Regions from separate parts of the Mus musculus genome. Here region 2 is linked to region 1. The links are chromatin contacts, found by Hi-C in ENCODE. All regions are on one chromosome and are shown on one strand. The core of a region is the stretch at or near the end of the contact, and the rest is flanking DNA. Distances in the headings are between cores, read along the strand shown. Region 1 holds the start of H2-T22 (histocompatibility 2, T region locus 22). Region 2 holds the start of Lrpprc (leucine-rich PPR-motif containing).

Region 1 (6,956 bases), core at 1,270-3,769:
ACCTGCATTCTTCTTCATGCATATGCAAACCACACAGAGACAAATGATGAACAAAATGAAAACCATGGCAACAATCCAAATCCAAGGCTTTTGGTACCATGCAGGCTCTGGGAAGCAAAGGGAAGTGAAGGGAGGGAAGGGCAGGAGAGGGGAAGAGAAGGTGAAGACCATTCATCTCTCAGCCCTGACCAGCTCAGGGTCTACAGAAGGCTCCAGCTTTCCCTGAACCCAGCTCTGCACCCACACCCTCCTTACCCCATCTCAGGATGAGGGGCTCAGGCAGCCCCTCATGGTACACATGGCATGTGTAACTCTGCTCTTTCCCAAGAGGCACCACCACAGCTGCCCACTTCTGGAAGGTTCCATCCCCTGCAGGCCTGGTCTCCACAAGCTCCATGTCCTGGGTCAGCTCCTCCCCATTCAACTGCCAGGTCAGGGTGATGTCAGCAGGGTAGAAGCCCAGGGCCCAACACCTCAGGGTGACATCACCTTCAGGTCTGGGGTGACGGGTCACATGTGCCTTTGGAGGGTCTGAGGGAGAGAGTTGAAAGGATGAGGCATCGTGCTTTCTTCTGGGGACTCAGCAGTGTTCATGTGACCATCCTGGGGTGGGATTATGGTGTCCATCATCTAGACACCAGCTAGAGCACCTGCTCCTGGGAGGATCTGCTCTTAGGGATGCCTTAGGATGTGAGCAGGACAACATGGACAGGAGGCTCCAGGTCTCTGCAGACTCATGGGAAGGGCTTCTGGTCCTCAGCTGGGTGAGGGCCAAGAGACTGAGAAAAGCTGGAGTCTGACTCCAGAGACACTGAAGTCTGGGGCACAGAACAAGTTCTGAGAAATAGCTCCCAATTGGCCTAGGATCATTGCTCAAGTCAAGAATTTGTTGATCAGTTACTAAAAGATTGGTCTCCAAAATGAATTTCTTGCTAGTAAGAGAGGGGTTGTCCTGTGAAGAAGTCATTGTTTTGTCACAGATCTGGAACACAAGAGCCTCTTGCCTCTCTGGACTTGGGGAGGAGTGAGAAAAGTCCTTCCCATTCACCTGCCTCCCTCTCCTCTTTTGCGAATGCTAAGGATCTAAACCAGAAGTTGTGCTTGCTGGGGAGTGCTCAACTGTGAGCTGTACTCCAAGTCCTCTCTTCCCACCCAGCACCTCCAGCTCTCCAAACTCCCAGCAAGTAGCCTAAAGGAAACAGACATGGTTTGGCTCCCCTGGGCACCTGAACGCAGCAGCCTCTCCTTCCCTTTTTCCAGGTATTTCTGCAGCAGATCTGAGCAGTGGCTCTTCAGGTCCTGAGAGATGTGAGGTACAGTGCTGTTTCCCACTGTACAGGAACTTGGGTTTTCGTTCAGGGTGGGGAGATCCTCGCTATCATAGGCGAGCTGGTTGTACCAGAGACACAGGTGCCGATCTGGCTCCACATCGCAGCCTTGCAGCCACTGTAGTGTGTGAGAGTCTAGGAAGGACATAGTTGGTGGTCAGTCCTGTCGCAGCAACACGAGTAGAACACAGACCAACTCCAAGTAAATCCCTGCAGACTCTTGGTTTTTGAGGAACTGGGCATGTGTTGGGTGAAACTCTGGTCTAGTGAATATGGACAACCCTGGTACATCCTTGGGATGGGTTCGGATCACTCACCGTCCATGCTCTTGTTGTAAAAATGAACCAGGGTCATCAGATTCCTTTCAGACAGCTGTCCTTGAATTGTGACTATACGAGTCTGCTGCTCCCAGTTATCTGCTTCCTCCTGCTCCAGCCAGGGTGCCATCCTCGGAGTCTCCTCCTTGCTGCTGAAGCGCAGGACCTGCATGTCGTCCACATAGCCGACGATTATGAACCAGGGCTCCCCAAGGCCAGGCCGGGACACAGCGGTGTAGAAATACCTAAGCGAGTGTGAACCTGGGAGGAGGAGCGCGATGAGACCCCGACCTCCTCCTCCTCGATCCCCATCTCGATCTCGAGCGGGAGTGCGGGCCGGGAAGGGAGCAGGGCGCCAAGCTCGGGACAGCTGAAAAAGGGGGGCTGGAGGATCTTGCTGGGTGGTGCAGAGACTGGGTGGTGCTATCCCTAGCCTTCCCAGTAGAGACAGTTTCCCTCCCCGGTCTCACTCACCCAAAGGGATCCGAGTCCAGGATGGTCTGGCATCCAGCTGCAGGAGAAGGGCGCAGACCACAGCGGCCCTGAGGACCCAGGACATCTGGGACTGGGCAGATCTTGGACAGCTTTATAAACTAGAGCGACAGCGATTGTATTATCTCAGAACCCAACTTCAAATTACAGTCGCGAGTGATTGGAAAACACCAGAAAATCTGAATTTTAAAAGTAACCAAATGACACTACCTCTGGTCGCAGAATCGATTGTCCCAAACTGATCCTCTGTTTTATGTTGGAAATTCTTCCAGTGGCAAAAGCCGCCACTGGGTCTGACAATTCTGCAGGCCTACATCCTGCACCTTCTTGCTCTCAACCCTGCCTGGGGAGAGGAGGGTCGCAGAGAGAGCAGGGCGGTAAAAGGCGTTCCTTTCTCCCACGTCATGACTTCCTTTCTTGCCTTTTCATCTTAGCCCAGCGATTGGCTTCTTGTCGTCGTTATTAGCCAATCAAATAATTAGGAGAAATTGCCCTACAGAAAGTGAGAACTAGTGCCAAGTCATCAATATCTAGGCAGAAAAACTCAAGAGAAGTTGGGGATTCGAAAGTGAAACTAAGCCAATTAGGGACTCTCCCAGCTACTTTCCTCTTGAGGTCCTGAGAGTCCTTGCCTGCCAGGGATTTGCACAGACTCCCAAAGTGCCCAGAAAGCGCTGAAAGAGCTGTTCCTTCACTCCGTCTTCCCGAGACCTGTTCAGAGGCTGTCTGTGGAATCCAGGGGAGACTGCACACTGATCTCAGGCCCTCTCATGGGACACAGGACTCCTCCAGAAGGAAACATCCCAGGGCCCATGTTGGCAATAGCCAGCTTTTTGGTAGAATTCACTGGAGACCTAGGTGAGATCCCTTCTCCTGTCTGTCTGTCTGTCTGTCTGTCTGTCTGTCTGTCTGTCTCCCTTCAGGACTTTCCTTTTTAGGCCAGGCTTGCCTCAAACTCAGGAGATCCACCTGTTTCTCACCCCCGAGTGCTGGCATTAAAGACATGCACTGCCAAGGACCAGTGAGTTATATTTTCTCAATGAACCTGCCAAGTTGACTAGCTCGCATTATGGAGTTTTGCACAAGGTTGGGACTCATCTCTGAAGCAGAGTTCTCAAAGCTCACAGGGAACATGTGGCAGGATTCCATTTCTCAGTTTCTGGGCAAGGTCCCCTGTCCTTGCTGGATGGAGCAGAGCAGGAATGTTGGTTACTCTCCATGGACTTTGGGTTCTTTGGGTGGCTTTATGAAGGCCATTGGAGGAAATCTCCTGTGTAGAGTCATCACACTGTGGGTCTGGGCACAGAACGCAGTCCTTTTAATATTTGCCCTGATCAGGACAGTCCCTCAGAGTAAAGTCAGCTGGTTCGGAGCCCTAATGACTTTTGCAGAGTCCCTTCACTGAACTAGCATTTGATGGACTGACCTTGTGAAGGTTAATAGTCAGGGTGGTTATTGGGGGAGGGCTGGGGAGAAGGAGCCCAGCACTGCCTCATTCTTCTTTGTGTGGGAAATGGTTGTCAGGGGTCATGAAAATCTAATTGAGCTAGAGTGAGGGTGGTAGTGAATGAAAATGGTACAGCCATTTCACAGTTCTAGTCGTGGTGAAGGAAAAGGAAGAGCTCAGACTGAACACAGCCAGCAGAATAGACCTGGCCATGAGAGGGAGATGGGGGAAGGCAGTCGGAGGAGAGAGAGAGAGAGAGAGAGAGAGAGGGAGAGAGAGAGAGAGAGAGAGAGAGAGAGAGAGAGAGAGAGAGAGAGAGAGAGAGAGAGAGAGAGAGAGAGAACCAGGACAGGGAGAAGAAACAAAGTGGCCAAGAGCATCTAGCCAAGGGAGCTGTTGGCTGGCAGCTGGGCTGAAAGTTGAGAAGATGAGGGATGGAAAGGGGTGAAGCTTAGGGTCTGGAGAGGTTCAAAGGGTAGGGGGTGGGGGTTAGAGATACTGAGAAGAGCCAGGACTCTGGCAGAGGTTCTCAACCTTCCTGAAGCTGAGACCCTTTAACAAAGTTCCTCACATTGTGGTGAGCCCAACCATAATGTTATTTTTTGTTGCTACATTATAGCTGTAATGTTGCTGATGTTGTGAATCATGTAAATATCCATGATTTCCAACTAAGTTTGGTGACCATTGTGGAAGGGTTGCTGGACCCACAGGTTCAGAATCACTGCTGTAATAGATAATGGATGCTGAGAGAAAACAATGTCTAGAGTCCCCTTTGTTAGGATAATAGGAATCCCAGTTAGGGGTTAACACCCTATTTAGCTGTGAGAATTTTAATTCTTAAAATAAGGTGACAAGAATACTCCCTTATGATATCTTAGGGCAGGTTGAAAGGCTAGTTAGGATAATTCCCCATCTTTGAAAGCTCTGGATTTCAGAGTCCTAGAACTCCACGGGATGATTGTGGGAGATTTGCATTTCTCAGTTATTGCTACTATGTAGCAAAAAGCCAAGTACAGTATCTGGAGACTCCAACCACTGATACTTCTCACAGTGTGGGACATCAAGAGTTTGGTGAGCCTGGCTCAGGAGCTCTCCCAGGTCATAGTTGTGTTTTTCTTCTTGCTGTGTTTTCTCAAGGCTTTACTAGAGCTGGGGTCACATGAGATATGGCTTCCTCTTATGGCAGCTGGAAAGGACTCAGGTTCCTGCTGGTTGTCCCCAGGAGTCCTCTGTGCCCTAGGTCTCTCTTGAGATTTTTCTTGACAGAGCAGCTGACTTCTCTGGAGCCAGTCTTTAGAGAGAGAGAGAGAGAGAGAGAGAGAGAGAGAGAGAGAGGAAGAAGAGGAGGAGGAGGAGGGAGGAGAAGATGAAGAAGAAGAGGAGGAGGAGGAAGGAGGAGGAAGGAGGAGAAGAAGATGAAGAAGAGGAGGAGGAGGAAGGAGGAGGAAGGAGAAAGAACAGGATAGTGACAGAGAGAGAATGAAATCTGTACGGTATGCTCAGTATGCAATCCCAGACCACAGCTCACCCACCAGCCTCCCTCCTTCAGGAGTAGAGTGAGCAGGTCCTGAACACCCCCTCTCCACAGGAGGAATTAATTTTACCTCTGCGAGGAAATAAATAGCTGTCTCTGTTAAAACCTACACCAAAATCCAGTGTTACCCAACATCCTGTAAGTCAGAAGAACGTTTGCTCTATCTTCTCTATTTTATCTTTAATCAAATTCTTCTCTATTTTATCTTTAATCAAATAATACGAAAACTTGGGAAAACAAAGGAAGACACCGGTCAGAATTTCTTGAAAGATCTTTAAAATAAAGTTCTTTTTAAAATTTAACCCGTTTATTTTTTATTGTTTTGGCAAGCATCACACAAAATTTGCAAAACTGCCCTGCTCGGGATAGTTACACACTCTTGTGTTACTTCATAGGAGCTGTAAATGTGTATGATTGATACAATTCTTGCTGAGTCACATTCCAGAGATTTGACATTCACATTTCCAAGCTCAGACTAAAGAAAGCTCAGGAATTCCCATTAGACCAGCAGCACACTTACTTCTATCCTCACGTGTTATTTTTAAACTGACATTTGACATTTAAAGTATTATTTTTGCCTTTATACAAATCTGTCTTCATTTGTGAAATATAGCATATAATGACAGGCAATTCTATTTTTTAAATCAAAGTTTATTTAATGACAATGTATATTTTATAATGAATTTGTAGTAAAATATTGATGTTTAAACAAAGCATTTTTTATATAAAGCCATGTTATAGTGTGCAAAATTCGTTTAGAATATTGATGGTTCACCAAAGCTCATGTGATTGCCTGAGAACATGACTGTAGGTTTACTGAGGGCAGAGCAAAATTCACAGCAAGGTTGATGATACCCTTGTCATTATGTGTGTTAAGAACTGATGGTAGAGCCGGGCGGTGGTGGCGCACGCCTTTAATCCCAGCACTTGGGAGGCAGAGGCAGGTGGATTTCTGAGTTTGAGGCCACAAGGCCAGCCTGGTCTACAGAGTGAGTTCCAGGACAGCCAAGGCTATACAGAGAAACCCTGTCTCGAAAAACCAAAAAAAAAAAAAAAAAAAAAAAAAACTGATGGTAGAGCCGGGCAGTGGTGGCACATGCCTTTGATCCCAGAACGTGGGAGGCAGAGGCAGGCAGATTTATGAGTTCGAGGCCACAAGGCCAGCCTGGTCTACAGAGTGAGTTCCAGGACAGCCAAGGCTTCAACAGAGAAACGATGTCTGGAAAAACCAAAAAAAAAAAAAAGAACTGATGATAGCCGGGCAGTGGCGGTGCACGCCTTTAATCCCAGCACTTGGGAGGCAGAGGCAGGAGGATTTGTGAGTTTAAGGCCAGCCTGGTCTACAGACTAAGTTCCAGGACAGCCAGGGCTATACAGAGAAACCCTGTCTGGAAAAAAACAAAAAACAACAAACAAAACAGAAAAAAAAAGAACTGATATTGCAGGGGCTGGAGAGATGGCTCAGTGGTTAAAATCACTGGTTGCTCTTCTAGAGGACTGGGGTTCAATTCCCAGCACCTACAGGACAGCTCACAACTGCCTGTAACTCCAGTTCCAGGGGATCCTACTCCCTCCCCAGACTCCAGGCAGGAAGGTTGTGCACAGACACACATTGGGCCGAGAAAACCATACATATTAAATAAGTAGATAATTTTACATTAAATAAATAAATACATACATAAACAAATCAATAACTGATGCTGAGAACCAACTGTGTGGGAATCCTCATAACCAAGAGCCCTTGGTTTCACAAAGTGTGATCACCAACAACCTAACTGGCAGAGACCTCATTGCAGTCTCTGCAGGCCATAGTGGTTCCTGCCTTCAACAAGGCACTT
Region 2 (6,421 bases), core at 123-2,622, about 49 Mb after region 1:
AGTCCTAACCTTATACGGTGTCCACCTGTGTACCTAAAGAAACTTAAGGCCTGGGCTGCTGAGTGATTTGTCCAATAGCCTAATGCAAATAAGCCAAAGCACCCTCAGTCCATGGCTCCCCACTCCAGATCATACTTCCTAAGTCTGTTTGCTAGACCCCAAAGTTCTAGTGTGGGGTGTACAACTGTCAATTTCTTTCCGGTACTAAAACCTAAGCACCCAACCTTCCTTTATCAGTTGTCAAGAATATCTATGTTCTTTAAGTGAACATACTTGTTTCCCTATAACCTCAATCCAGAAAGGCATATACTCACAAAAATACATGACACTAACTAGGAACTTAACTTGTTTTTGCAGTAGGTACATAGATCCCAACAGAGCACCTTGCACGCGTCCTTTAATCCATTCTAGTGTGACAATCTCCAACCCATGACATCTGTGTAAATACTGAAGGAAAATTCCACTCAGCACAACGCAAGCAAAAACCCGAACTGGCCATGATCAAATGTCAAGTTCTAAACTATCCCTAGATCACTAGAACTTCAAACCCCAATCCCAAGAAAAAGAAAATGAAAAACCAAAGCCTCGTAAGACTACAGACTAGCAGGTTACTGGTCACCAGCGTGCGAGAGCACCCAGGAAGGGTACTCCTAAGGAAAGGCACAACGCCTGTCCCCACCTCAGCCCCATCCACTCCCCCAAAGCCATTGAGCTTCACGGGCCTTTCCAAAGCTAGAGCAGGCAGAGACCTCAAGCAGCAAGCCGGAAGCCAGCCATGCCCTCGACCATGACCTTCTCAAGACTCTCAACCTTGTCACCCCAAACCACTGGCAAAGCATGGGGGAGGGGGTGGCCTCATGCCTGAGAAGCCGGGACCACGGAATTGGAGCAAACGAGCAGGACACCAGCCCGTCCACCGCAGCCAGTCAGGAGGAAGGGTCCGGTACTCACCCTGCAGCCGGCCGGCTACCAACAGCCGCGACCCGGACGACGGAGGACAGCCGGCCCGGGACGCCCGCAGGGAGGCGCAGGGACAGCGGGAGGCGCGGGGCCGCCGCGGCCCCGAGCAGCCAACGCGCGGGTCTCAGCAGGGCTGCCATGGCTCAGCGTACCCAAGGCAGGATAGGATGCACGCTCCTGCAGAGGACCTGGAGGAGCACGTGACGACCCGGTCGCCCCTAGTGGGACAAACTAAGGACCGAGGGCGTCCAGCGGAGGAGGAGGCAGATCCCCGCCAAGGCTCACGGGAGAGGCAAGCCGAGTTCGCGGGATACCCTGGATCCGCCTTCTGTTTTACTATACATTGTTTTTTGTCTTCCGTTCACAGTGTCCCTGTTCCCTTGTCCAGCGCCCCGGCTCTCAGCGAGCCTGGCGACAACACCCCTCCACTTTGAAGTTGGTAGAGCCCACTAGAGGTCGGCTCCGCCCATGCGCGCGCAAGGGCTTGTGGGGGGCCAACTAGGAGCGACACCGAGGGTTGCTGGGAAGGGCCGACCGTGCAGATCCCGGGGTGCCTACGACGTTCCAGCCTTGCGCCTCGGTTGCTACCGAGCCGCTGCCCTAGCTGCTCAGTGACGTAGTTCCTGCCGTAGCTCTCAGAAACGGCGGCCAGAGAAAAGCTTGACGAAGAGAACTGGGAGGCTGTGGACCTCCAGGTTAGCTACATGCTATTTGTGTGACTGGGGATGGGGTAGATAAATATACAGAACTCATCCTAAGTGCCTCGCTTCATGAAATCAATGGATTCTAATAAAGGTCGTATAATTTTAAATGTCAAGGTTGAAGTTTCTTTTTCTCAGTGCCCCGCTCCTTCCAGTTAATGCACTAAGCAACTAAGGTAGTGAGTGGTGCAATTGTCTGAGGATAGGTCTGGAGCTAGGAAAACAAGTTCTTGCCCTCACAGAGCTCGCATACTGAAAGGGTTCCCTGTGCACTCGTGTGAACCCGGGAACAGGTTTCCACTCTACTTAGTTATTCCTTGACTGCTACCAAGTGAACAGTCAAATTCTCCCTCTGCAAGTTTTCCCATGTGGCTGTTTCTTCTGCTAGCCAACAAACTTCAGAGTGCCCAGAATGAGAATGCAGCCTCTTTTATGGCGGAAGCTCGTGATCAGTTGAAGACACTTCGTGCTTTGAGCATTTATTGAATGGATATACGTTCAGAGTTAACTTGGCTTAGCTTTCTTTTGGAGAAGCTAATACCGCCCTGCAAGATGAAGTTACTCTGAGTTACTATAGAGCACTATGATAGAATATAATTCATTCTCTCATTCAGCATTAGTACTATTTATTGAGCACATATTTTGTGTCAGGCACTATTTGGAATGCTGGGAATACAACATGGGGGGGGGGATCTCAATTTAGACAAAATTCCGTACATCTAAAGAAACATAAGAATTGTGATATAAATAAAAGATTAAGGTAGGTTACGGTCTGTGGTGATTAATCTTGATAGGATTTACTATCACCTTGGAAACCAGACTTTAAGCCAGTGAGGGAGTTTTTACATTGGATTAGTTGAAGTGGCAAGACCCACCCTGAATGTGAATGACACCACTGGGTCCCACTGAGTGTAGGTGTGACGCAAAATCATTTGCTTTTTTAAAAAAATATATTTATTTTATTATGTGTATGAGTGTTTTGCCTGCATGTATGTGTGTAACCACAAGTGTGCCTGGTGCCCTTGAAGGTCAGGAGAGGGCTTCAGATGTCCTGGGAGTGCAGTTAGAGACAGATACAAGCTGCTGTGGTGGTTGCTGGGAAACGAACCTACCAGCAGAATGCAGAGAGTCCAGGCATTTGCCACACCCAAGGAAGGCTAGGGCTCTGGATGCAAATGTGAAACGAGGTTGGTGGAAGTAATTATGATGATGGACTTTCTAAGGGTTTACTCCTAAAACTCTACTCCTCGGTTGTGAAGTGTGCTCTTAATTGTCAGCATGATGGAACTCAGAATCAGTCGCCTTGGGGACGGGCTTTTGGGAAGCCTCCTTGGTGTTAGGGTTTTAGGTGAGAAACCCACCCTGAGTATGTCTGTGAATGTGTGTGTGTGTGGGTGTGTGTGTGTTATGAGTGTGGTGTGTGTATGTGAGTGTGAGGTTTGTGTGTGGTATGTGTGTGTGAGTGTGGGGTTTATGTGTGGGGTATGTATGTGGGGTGTGTGTGTTATGAGTGTGGTGTGTGTGTGTGTTTGAGTGCATGTGTGTGTGTGTGTTATGAGTGTGGTGTGTGTATGTGAGTGTGAGGTTTGTGTGTGGTATGTGTGTGTGAGTGTGGGGTTTATGTGTGGGGTATGTATGTGGGGTGTGTGTGTTATGAGTGTAGGGTGTGTGTGTGTGTTATGAGTGTGGTGTGTGTGTGTGTGTGTGTGTGTGTGTGTGTGTGTGTGCGCGCGCGCGTTCCATGGGCTGGAGTCCCAGAGTGGATAAAAAGACAAAGCAAGTGCAGCCCCAGTAGCTCATCTCTCTCTTCCAGCTAGAGATGCAATGTGATGCAGCCAGGCCTCCCTCCATGATTCTATTCCTTCTCAAAGCATGAGCTGAAACAGCTCCTTCCTCCCTTTCACTGTTCCTTTCAGGTATTCTACCACAACAACCAGCAAAGTAACCTGCCAGCCGACACCCCATCGCCACACCAGCCTGTGTTAGCTACTTGTAACTGTGACACAGTGGCCCAGTGAACAGCTTCCAAGGAGGAGAGGTCTATTTTTGTTCACATTTTCAGAGGTCTTGGTCGATGTTTCCTTTGCCTGCCTCATTTGAGCAGAACATCATAGTGGCAGGCGGGAATGTGAAGAGTCTTAGTGAGGGTTTTACTGCATGGTGAAGAGACACCATGACCAAGGCAAGTCTTATAAAGGAAAACATATATTTGGGGCTGGCTTACAGGTTCAGAGGTTCAGTCCATTATCATCAAGGTGGGAGCATGGCAGGATTCAGGCGGCATACTGCAGGCAAAGCTGAGAGTTCTACATCTTCATCTGAAGACTGAAGGCTGCTAGTGGAAAACTGATTTCCAGGCAGCTAGGATGAGGGTCTTAAGCCCACACCTACTCCAACAAGGCCATGTTGTAACCCCCGAATTACTGATACTAGAGAGACTTCAGTGTTGTACAAACAGTTTGCCTCTGCGTTCCCCGCCAGAGGCTCCCATCCTCCCTCCCACTCCCCTAGTGTTAGAATGGCGCGCAACACTCCTCTGATAAGCAGCCAAACTCCAGGTGCCTGTCCTTGAGACCTTAGAGAAATAACAAGCTCAAGGGAGACCATGGGAAAAAAGGTAAACAGAGGTCAGGTCACAGACAGTTACGACTGGCCATAAAATTAGTCCTTGAAGCTGGGTGTGGTGGTGCACGCCCGGCCACACTGTTCCTAACTATACTGTATATAAGCCCAATGTTTTCTAGACTCAGGGTTGCTTGCCAACATACATGAAGTGAGTGCTAGGTGGGCAAACTGAGTTTGAACTTGAAAATGAAAGACTCTTTTTCAAGATGCAGTGGACTTTGCAATTCTTGGGCTCGTCTGGGTTTCCCGTGAACTCAGGGCACAACAGCCACACTTCCTAATAGTGCCACTCCCTGGGACAAGCCATTACAAGGGGGTTCTTTGCTTCATGTGGGACAGGAAGTGGAGACAAGAGAAGGAGATTGGTGACCAGGTATAACTTTCAAAGGCAATGACTTAATGACCTACTTTCTCCCTGTAAGCCAGTGGTTCTCAGCTTTCCTAATACTACGATGCTTTAACACAGTTCCTCTTGGTGTGGCAACCCCCAATCATACAATTATTTAGTTGCTACTTCATTCTGTAACTTTTCTACTGTTATGAATCTTAATGTAAGAATTTGATGTGTGGGATATCTGCTATGCGACTCCTGTGAAAGGGTCACGCAATCCTGAAGAGGTCTCAACCCCCAGGCTGAGAGCCACTGCTCTAAGCCCTGTCTCCTGAAGTTTCTACCATCTCCCAAAATAACAGCACCAGCTGGGGCAAGGTGTTCAACACCTGAACGAGTAAGGGATATTCCGTATGTAAACAAGTGTTCCACCCTTGAACCTGAAGGATCGTGGCCATCTCAGAATGTAAGATGCACACAATCCAGCCCGAGTTCTCAACGTCACCGCTGAATCTCAGGTCTTGCTGTTATTGAGCTCTGATGCTAAAAAAGGTTGAAGTCTGACATTACTGGAAAGCCCCGAGCTCAGTGCAACATGGTGGACTCCCTTGGTCAGCAAGGCTTCTTCTTCTCAACTTGGGAGATCCCAGACCCCACATCCTCTTCCTGCAGAATGTCGCATAGTCTTGGTTAGATCGCAAGTTCAACTTACTTCCTCCAGGTAAGAACCCATCTGAGATTCCTGGGATGCTAATGAGGCGTCTCAGCACTTTAGCCTTCAGCCAATGAGCTTTGCCCACTCTGGACATCCCTTCCCCCATCCTGATAATTATACAGCCTTTGATTCATCTCAAATAAAGTTGATCTGTCTCTCCGAAGCTGATCTCCGAATGTGTGGTCACTTCTGTTCGTACTCACAGGCCCTCTGAGACCCTGTTCATCGACTCTGCTCCCTTCCCTGGTGGGCTGCTGGCCATCTACCCCAGAGATGAGAGAAGGGAGATTCACATCTTAGCTGTAATCCCCTTTTTAAAAAAGAATTAAAGACAAAAACAAATTATGTACTTCAAACTTACAGTGACACAGTAAACATCTCCATTCCCAAATGAAGCGATGGGGCCTTAGAAAAGAGGGATGGGACCAAAGAGACCAAAACCCAGCAGAACAAACATGAAATGCTACAACTCCGTGTCCAGCACCAAGGCATGTGATATCACAATGGAAGATTCAATAGTCTTGAGCAGCCCCGGCACTTGGCCTTGCTATTTACAAGTTCTAGTAAAGATGGGGGCAGGAGAGGGGGAAGGAGAGAAAGAAAGGGAGGGAGATGGGAGGATCATGAGAGAACAGGGTTTGCTCATTTTCAGTTCAGACTTTGCCAGTATCTTCAAAGGATACCTTAGGCATACTCACGAAGCAGGGCACAGCTGAAGAGAAGTCCAGAGGGAGAGTCCTTCATCTCCCCTTGGCTTATTCTGAATAATGTAAAAACTTTCAGATGTTGGTAAACTAGAGTCCTGTTTTCCATCATCTGGAATAGTGTGAGTCAAGTTACTGAGGAAAAACAACTTAGAAGTCGAACTTCACAAAAGTCTGAGTTCTGTGGCTTTCTGTTGTGTAAAACTAGTTGCCCTGGCTAGTTTGTATTGTCAGCTCGACACACTCAAGAGTCATCTGGGAAGAGGGAGTCTCAGCTGAGGCATTGTCAAGACCAGAAGGGCTTACGGCAGTGTCTCTTGGAAATTGTCTTGATTATTGACTGGTGTGGTAGGGCCCAGGCCATTGTGATGGTAGCACCCCTTGG

What was found. A loop is a pair of places that touch in the nucleus more often than their neighbours do.
Region 2: a loop to region 1 is called in a map of T-helper 2 cell, with 19 times the contacts of the local background. The contact joins the promoter of Lrpprc here to the promoter of H2-T22 in region 1. A Hi-C loop is called at or near these places in 3 of 37 maps with a recorded cell type or tissue (T-helper 1 cell, T-helper 17 cell and T-helper 2 cell).

The regions. Positions count from the first base shown.
Region 1 is chr17:36,040,223-36,047,178 of GRCm38, forward strand. H2-T22 (histocompatibility 2, T region locus 22) reads right to left here and starts at 2,520. Exons shown (of 9, transcript NM_010397.5): 1 at 2,120-2,520; 2 at 1,646-1,906; 3 at 1,227-1,463; 4 at 256-531; 5 at 3-107. The coding sequence starts at 2,204. Gm6034 (predicted gene 6034) reads left to right here and starts at 2,739. Exons shown (of 3, transcript NM_001034909.3): 1 at 2,739-2,995. The coding sequence starts at 2,908.
Region 2 is chr17:84,789,414-84,795,834 of GRCm38, forward strand. It overlaps Lrpprc (leucine-rich PPR-motif containing), which reads right to left and starts at 1,373. Exons shown (of 38, transcript NM_028233.2): 1 at 952-1,373. The coding sequence starts at 1,100.